2 separate regions of the Homo sapiens genome follow, and region 1 is linked to region 2. A link is an interaction called in ENCODE POLR2A ChIA-PET data of the cell type or tissue named here. Cell type or tissue: Panc1. All regions are shown on one strand.

What was found. ChIA-PET counts read pairs that join two places held together with the same protein. Peaks named below come from ENCODE experiments on the same cell type or tissue, not always from the same donor. Only the 100,000 strongest peaks of a DNase experiment are listed, where the experiment ranks them.
Region 1: POLR2A ChIA-PET joins it to region 2 with 5 read pairs; 3 of 35 experiments call an interaction of 5 or more read pairs at or near these places.

The regions. Positions count from the first base shown.
Region 1 is chr20:40,695,259-40,699,258 of GRCh38, forward strand. It overlaps LOC101927098 (a long non-coding RNA gene), which reads right to left. Exons shown (of 5, transcript NR_187686.1): 5 at 1,591-2,864. Among named protein-coding and RNA genes, the nearest start is that of MAFB, 8.0 kb to the left of the region's middle. In Panc1, no CTCF peak of the experiment used is centred here; no DNase peak of the experiment used is centred here; H3K27me3 peaks cover 189 bases.
Region 2 is chr20:41,056,505-41,060,504 of GRCh38, forward strand. The region is part of intron 2 of TOP1 (DNA topoisomerase I); the gene reads left to right. Among named protein-coding and RNA genes, the nearest start is that of TOP1, 30 kb to the left of the region's middle. RefSeq lists an enhancer at 1,216-2,415. In Panc1, no CTCF peak of the experiment used is centred here; a DNase peak (open chromatin) is centred at 1,937.

The DNA of each region.
Region 1 (4,000 bases), 360 kb before region 2:
AACACTTGGAAAAAGAACCAAATTCCTTGGCATAGCCTTCAGGCCATGGATGGTCTACCCTTGTTACCCTCTCCCACCTCATCTTGCTGCATCCCCCATCACAATGCTCCAGGCACACTGATTTATTTAAGTTCTTCCACAGCCCAAGCTGTGTTCTGCCACAGGACCTTTGCATATGCCATTCCCCTGCTTACAATGAGTCAATCTCTTGTTTCTGAGGAACTTAGAAGACATGTTTTATGGATCTTCCCAGGCCTTGGAGGGACTTGGGTGTACCTAGGCATGGGAGTGGGGTGAAAAGCCTATTAGCAAGGACAAGGTCCTGGTCATTCTAGGGAAATCCTACACACTGGAGTCATAGGGCAAAGCTTGTACCTCCATCCCATCTTTCTTCAACCTGGATCAGGGTAGACCTCAGGTTTGGGAGAAGCCTTAGGAAATAACACAGGGACATTCAAGGAAATGATATAGTCAGCTAGTCCAAATGTTTTACACTTGAGAAAATGGGTTACAAACACAAATTCGTGAGCCACAGTCTGATTTTATAGGTCTGAGTAGAGCCCAAGAATTTGCATTTTAATAAGTTCTCTGGGTAATTCTGATGCCTGGAGTTCAAGAAACACACTCTGAGAAACTAGATGGAATTTGATCATGAGCTCCAGAGGAAGTCTCCAGGAGGTGGAGTTGTCTCTGTGTCCTCAGTAGTCAGTGCAATGCCCATACCAGGAGGAACTCAATTACAAGTGTGGAATAAATGAATGAATAAATGAAATTAATAACTAGGCAAAGGCTGATCTTCCTTACAGTGTGAGGTCTGTGAATTGTCAGGCCTTTTCTGCACACCCTCCAGCCCCCTCCTCTCCCTGAGTTAGCAGTCATTCCTGAACCAATCCTTCCTTCTTCCTCCTGATGCCAAGGACTAACTCAAGAAATCTGCATGATTTGAGTTATCCCACCCCATGGGCCTCCCTGCTTTCGCTTTCTTCCTCCTTTGTCTGGATGCTCTTCAAGGGCCCAGAATTCCAGCTTCTCACTACATGCTCATCACCACATGGAGAGCAAACTTCTCAGGTACAGGGGAAGTAGATGGCACCCTCCCACTGCCCTGGGACCTGCTGCGTGGGAGTGGTGGAGGAAATAATGCTGATTGGCTGTGTCAAAGCCCAGTCTCCATTCAGCCAGGAGCTGCTGTGGTCATTCAATCTCTTTTTAAAACAAATTACAGAAGATCACATTCTCATTGTGAAAAAATGCAGCAATGTAATTTTAACATCTATGTCTAGAGCTACAGCTTGCTTTTGATTTTTACTCAGCAAATGCTTGGTCAATACATGGAAATCTACTTCTTTTTAACTAATGCATAGCATTCTATCCAATGGATGCCCTATAGTTTTTTATCCAGGCCATATTGACCGACATTTAAGCAATTTCAAATCTTTTACTATTGCAAACAATGCTGCAACTCAGCTTTTTACATGCGCCTTTCTGCACATGGGCAAACATTCCTCTAGAAAGCAAGAAATAAAATTGCTGGGTTGAAAGATGTGTGCATTTTCAGTGTTAATAATGTCAAATTAGCCTCTAACAAGATGGTGCCTATTTCATTTACTATCAGAAATGGAAAATCTGTTTCCCCATAGCCACACCAACAATGAATTTCATCAAGGTTTTCCATTTTTGTTTCAGTTTTACAACCAGTGCTGGGAGATGAGGGTTCAGGGATGAATATGGCTTCCTTCCTCTCCTCCAAGACAGTGCAAACCTTGCCATTGTGACATGAAAGGTGTTGTGATGGCAATATGTCCACAGTGCTTCTGGATCCCAAGTAAAAGATCCCTGGTTCTATTGGAAGAAATGGGGAGGGTGGCAGAAAATGCTGCAGAGAAAAGGTGACACTTGGTTAAGGCTTTGGAGGCTGAGCAGAAACTTGCCAAACACAGAAATGCAGGAATTGCTGGTGGTAGGACTAGTCCAAGCAAAGGCATGGAGCAAAGGTACTGCCTCGTGCCCTTGGGGAGCTATTTCAGGGAGGCTGGAAACAGAGATGAAAGCTTCTGCAGGAGCCAACACTCGAAGGACCTTGAATGCCATGTCAAAGGGTCAGAGTTCTGTCCTGAGGGCTAGAAGGTCATCTCCACATGGGAAGGCATCTTTTTTATTGGACTGTCAGGCACATAGTGGGTGCTCGGTAAACATGTATGGAAATAAAAAGGAGAATTTCAAAGGTATTTAAGCAACATGCTTAATTATCTAATTATCTTTCATCCCTCATGGAGAGAGACAAGGTGCATTCCATGCCAGGGACTGAGATCCAGGCTTCATTCTGGACACTGGAGAGGTGGCACAGACACACTCAGCTCAGGAATTCTTTCCTGGGTTGCAGCCCCCCTCCTGGCCCTGTGCCAGGTCCCTTTCACCTCTGCCCGTTAGAGATTGCTTTTGGTTGCTGTGTTGACAACCCCTGTTTCTGTGTTCGGAGCGGCTGTTCAGTGCCATTTCCTGATTTAATATCAGCGCCAGCATACAGCAAGGATGCACAGTTAGCAGTTTTTGCTCCAAGTATTTTTCAAGTTCCCTTTTGATGTAAGGGTTGGGTTTGCAGCTTCCCTGATCACACAGAGCAGGGAGGGAGAGACTGGGGGAAGGAACTGGGAGCCAGAGGTGGGAGAAGACGACCCTGAGAAGATTCATCTAGTCCAGCTGAGCTGAGAGACTCCAAGCTCCTTCTGCAAGGGGATGGCAGAGGGATCAGCTAAGACACGGCAGGCTGAAGGGTTTCCTGGAAGGTGTGGCCTCTGAAGCAAGGCTGCTGTTACCCTTCTGTGTGGGCATAAAGATGTACACGTGTCTGTGAATATATGTCTCTGTCACAAAAACAAAGGGTTAAAAAGGTTAAATGATCTAACATTATGCAATTCAAAGCACGAGGAAATGAAAACAAAATTGGTCCAAAGCAAAACTTAAGGTTGGTACAGGTCCCAGTAGTGCTCAGTTTTTCAGGGTTTGGGGTTGTTTGTTTGTTTGTTTGTTTGTTTTTGACTGAGCATCTACTATGCCCAAGGACTTCCTCAGGGCTGAGTGCTCATCCTCTTCTGATGGAAACAGATCTTTTTCACTACATTATGGCCAATGCAACAAGAGAGCATGCTCGGGGACTGTGCACACTCAGGAACACACACCCACATTTGAGGGCAGGACACAAAAAGAGACTGGGCACTTCTTCACCAGAGTCCTTGAAGGCCTGCACCCCCCCACCTATAGACACCTCTGTGACCTGCTGCTGGGGCTCCATTCTACCTCTTCTACCACCCACCTGTTGGACTCTTCTCCAAGACCTTCTATGTCATTTGGGGTCTTCTGAGAAGCAGAAGCCAAAACAGGATTCTATGTGTAAGAGATTGATTGGGGGACACACCTGTGAAGTATAAAGGAAAAAAGGGCAAGAGGAGGCAGGGAGAGCCTTCAGACCGTGATGTTGGTCTTGCCCCTGTGAAAGGAGAGGGGGAAGGAAGGAGGATGTGGAAGGAAGAGTCTTAGACTGCAGCACTGCTCTAGGAAAGTTGCAACCAGGATCATGCCACCCAGTCATGGCAGACTTCCCCAGGTAATGAAATTAGCCAAGCAAACATCTTCTTGTGTGTTTTCTACATGTGAGGGACTGGATTATATTTAGATTGCATCATCTCACTTAGTCCTTCACAATAACCTTAACAGACAGGTACTATCTTCATTATTACCCCATTTTGTAGGCTGAGGCTTAAATAAATTAAGTCCCTTGCCAGAGGGCACAAGTTACAAGTGACAGAGGAAAGATTCAAAGGCTGTTTGACTCTAACTATTGCTCTGGACTGCTGTGGCCAGGAGGAGGCTTGGAAAGGGTAAGTGGGAGGCTCATTTCTCTCTTTGCACCCATCTCTCCTGCTTATGGGCCCTGGGATGTGTTTCAGCACAACCCCCAACAAGGCTTTTCTGGTCTCATCAGGGCTGATGCCAGCTCATT
Region 2 (4,000 bases):
GAGAGAGGGTCTTGCTCTGTAGCCCAAGTGGAGTGTGGTGATGTAATCATAGCTCCATCCTTGAACTCCTGTGCCCAAGCAGTCTTCCCACCTCACCCTCAGAGCAGCCAGTATTACAGGTGCACCAAGATGCCCAATTAATTTTTTAAACAGTTTTCGTAGAGACAAGGTCTTGCTATGTTGCCCAGGCTGGTCTCAAACTCCTGGCCTCAAGTAAGCCTCCCACCTTGGCCTCCCAAAGTGTTGGGATTGTAAACATGAGCCACCGTGCTCAGCCATTCCTTTAAAATAGGAATACTTGGGGTTCAGATCTTTGACCTAGGTCTTATTTGTATCAATGAGATTAATGAGCCACAGCCCCGAGTTTCTCACCAGACATTTTTGATTTGCATTTTTAGACAGCAGTTGCTTTAAAAAACTTGGGGACCTGGCTTAAAATCAATTTTGAAATTTTGTGCATTAAAAAAAAAATGTGGCCGGGCGCAGTGGCTCACGCCTGTGATCCCAGCACCAGACTTTGGGAGGCTGAGGCAGATGGATTGCCTGAGCTCAGGAGTTCGAGACCAGCCTCGGCAACACGGTGAAACCCCATCTCTACTAAAATACAAAAAATTAGCCGGGCATGGCGGCATGCACCTGTAGTCTCAGCTACTCGGGAGGCTGAGGCAGGAGAATTGCTTGAACCCGGGAGGCTGAGGTTGCAGTGAGCCGAGATCACACCACTGCACTCCAGCCTGGGTGACAGAGTGCACCTGTAGTCTCAGCTACTCAGGAGGCTGAGGCAGGAGAATTGCTTGAACCCGGGAGGCTGAGGTTGCAGTGAGCCGAGATCACACCACTGCACTCCAGCCTGGGTGACAGAGTGAGACTCTGTCTCCAAAAAAAATAAAAAAAAAAAAGTTATTGGCAGACTGTTATCTGAAACCTGCCTGGAATTACTTTCAATTTATCCTTTACTTAATTTCCTTTTTAAGTTTAGAGCTTTTTAGTGATTTAAGCAAATTTTCCTATGTACACTAGTATTTGTCAAGATAAATTTTTAAAGCTTGGTCCATTTTTTACTATAAAAGTAATTGTGGGGAAAACTAGAAAACAAGATGAAGTATATGCACAAAAACTCAAGTTACTCATAAATTGACTACCCTAAGATAACTGCTTTTAATATTTTGATGTCTGTATTCCAGTCTTCTTCATATGTATTTATGCGTTTGTTGAATTATACACAGAGTAGTTTTTTTTAATGTGATGTCCTTTCCATACTCTAGGGCTGTATTAGCAGATCTTGATGTTCTGAAGCTTGTTTATTGCATCTGGCCTGCAAACAAAATTAATTGACACACATGCTTTATTCCAGATTGTGGTGCTATTACATGTATTGTCATTATTATGATTTTAGCCATAAGTGTTTGGTTTGAGGCAGAAGTAGTGGGATATTGCTGTCAAGTAAACTGGGGCCACTAACCTTGTGGGAATCAACTTAGCATTTTAAAATTATAGACTCGAGGTTTTTAGAAGAAGCTGAAGGGTTCTGTATGCTGCATGGAAGATTGAGTTCAAATCCTACTTCTGACACCATATGATATTATTTTTCCCATCTCTGTAGGATGGGAATTTCTTACAGTTAGTACTACGGTCATGCAGATTTCTATTTTCCCAGGGCCTGACACAGAATAGATGCTCAGCAGATTATGACACATGTGGCTTCTTTTGCTGTGAGCCAGTCATGGGATGAAGACACATTGCCTATGCATTATTAATTGATTGCTATAAAACATGTTGCCTCAAAATATAATAGCTTAAAACAACAGACACTTATTTTCTCATGTAGTTCCTGTGAGTCAGGAATCCAGACATAGTTTATCTGGGTGGCTTTGGCTTACCATCTGTAGATTGCAGTCAGTATGTCAGCCAGGGCTGCAGTCATTTGAAAACTTAATTTAGGCTAGAAGGTCCACTTCCAGGATGGCTCATTCACATGGCTAATTGGCAGGAAGCTTAAGTTTCTTACTACATGGGCCTTTCCAGAGGGCTTCTGAGTGAGTACATGACAGTGTGTCACTGGCCTCCCCCAGAGCAAGGAGAGAGCAGGAAGGAAGATCTAATACCTTTTATGGCCTAGTGTCGGAAGTTGCCCCCTCACAATTCCACTTCATCTTGTTTGTTAGGAGTGAGTCACAGTGTCCAGCCCACACTCAAGGGGAGGGGAATTAGGCTATACCTCTTGAAAAGCGGAGTAACAAACAATCTTATAGTCAAGATTGTGTTTGTGTAAGGTTAGAATAGAGGGTCCGGAAATAGACCTATAATTATATGACCGCTCGAAAACGCCAAGACAATTTAATGGGGAAAGGGCCATCTTTTAAAAAATAATGCTAGGCTATTCACAGTAGCAGAAACATGGAATCAACCTCAATTTTCATTAATGGTAGACTGGATTAAAAAAAAGAATGTGGCGCATGTACACCACGGAATACTGTGCAGCCATAAGAAGAACGAGATTGTGTCCTTTGCAGGAACATGGATGGAACTAGAGGCCATTACCCTTAGCAAACGTAACAGAGGAACAGAAAACCAAGTATTGCATGTTCTCACTTATAAGTGGGAGCTAAATGATGAGAACACATGGACACATGTAGGGGAACAGCAGATACAGGGGCCTTTTGGAGGGTGGAGGGTGAGAGGAGGGAGAAAATCAGGAAACATAATTAGTGGGTACTAGGCTTAATTCCTGGGTGATGAAATAATCTGTACAACAAACCTCCATGACACGAGTTTACCTATATAACAAACCTGCACATATACCCCTGAACTTAAAAGTTAAAAAAAAATGGTGTTAGAACAACTTGACGTCTTTATTGATTAGAAAAAAATGAACACTGGCCCTTAACTCTGCAAAACTGCTAGAAAATAAATAAATAAATAAATAAATAAATAAATAAATAAATAAATAAATAAGGTGGTGGTGGTGATATGCCCTTGTAATCCCAGCCATTCCAAGGGCTGTGGCAGGAGGATTGCTTGAGCCCAGGAGTTCGAGAGGAGCCTGCGTAACATCGTGATATAAGAAAATGAGACTCTTTCCCTGCCTTTCCCTGCAAAAGAGAGAGAGAGAAAATCTGTGTAGCCCTTGAGTAGGCAACGATATCTTGGGGCACAAAACATACAGACCCTAAAAGAGAAAATTGATGAAGTGGACTTGATCAAAATTTAAAACTTTTGCTCTTTGAAAGACACCATTAAGAAATAAAAACAAGAAAATGATGGGGAGAAAATATTCACAGTTCGTATAGCTAACAAAAAATTGGTAATCCAGAATGTATAAAGAGCTCTTACAACTAGGTAGTAAGAAGACCAAGAAAGATTTGAGCAGATACTTCACCAAAGAAGGTATATGAGAGGCCAACAAGCACACCAAAAGATGCTTGTCATTAAACATCATTTAATCATCAGAAATATGTGAATTGAAACCACAGTGAGGTACCACTCCACACGTGCTAGAATGGCTAAAATTAAAGACTGATAGCAGATATTGGTGAAAATTTGTAGCAATTGGAATGCTAATGAATTTTTGATGGAGATATACAATGGTACAATTTGGCAATTTCCTGTAAAGTTAAACATACATTTTTTATATTACCCAGTAACTTTTCTCCTAAGTATGTACCCAAGAGAAATGAAAACATGTCTATAGAAATATTTGTATATGAATGTTTGTAGCAGATAAATAATAACCAATGCCTGGAAACAACTAAATTGTCCAGCAGGTGAATGGGTAAGTTACAGTATATCCACACAATGTAACACCACTCAGCAATAAAATGGAACCAACAACTGATATATCCAACAATGTGGATGAATGTCACAAATGTTATGCTGAGAGAAAGACATCAGACACAAAAAGAATAAATCCTATATGATGTTATTTACATGAAATCTAGAAATCTAGACAAATCTAATATACAGCACGATCAGATCAGTGCTTCCTTTGGGCAAGGGGTGG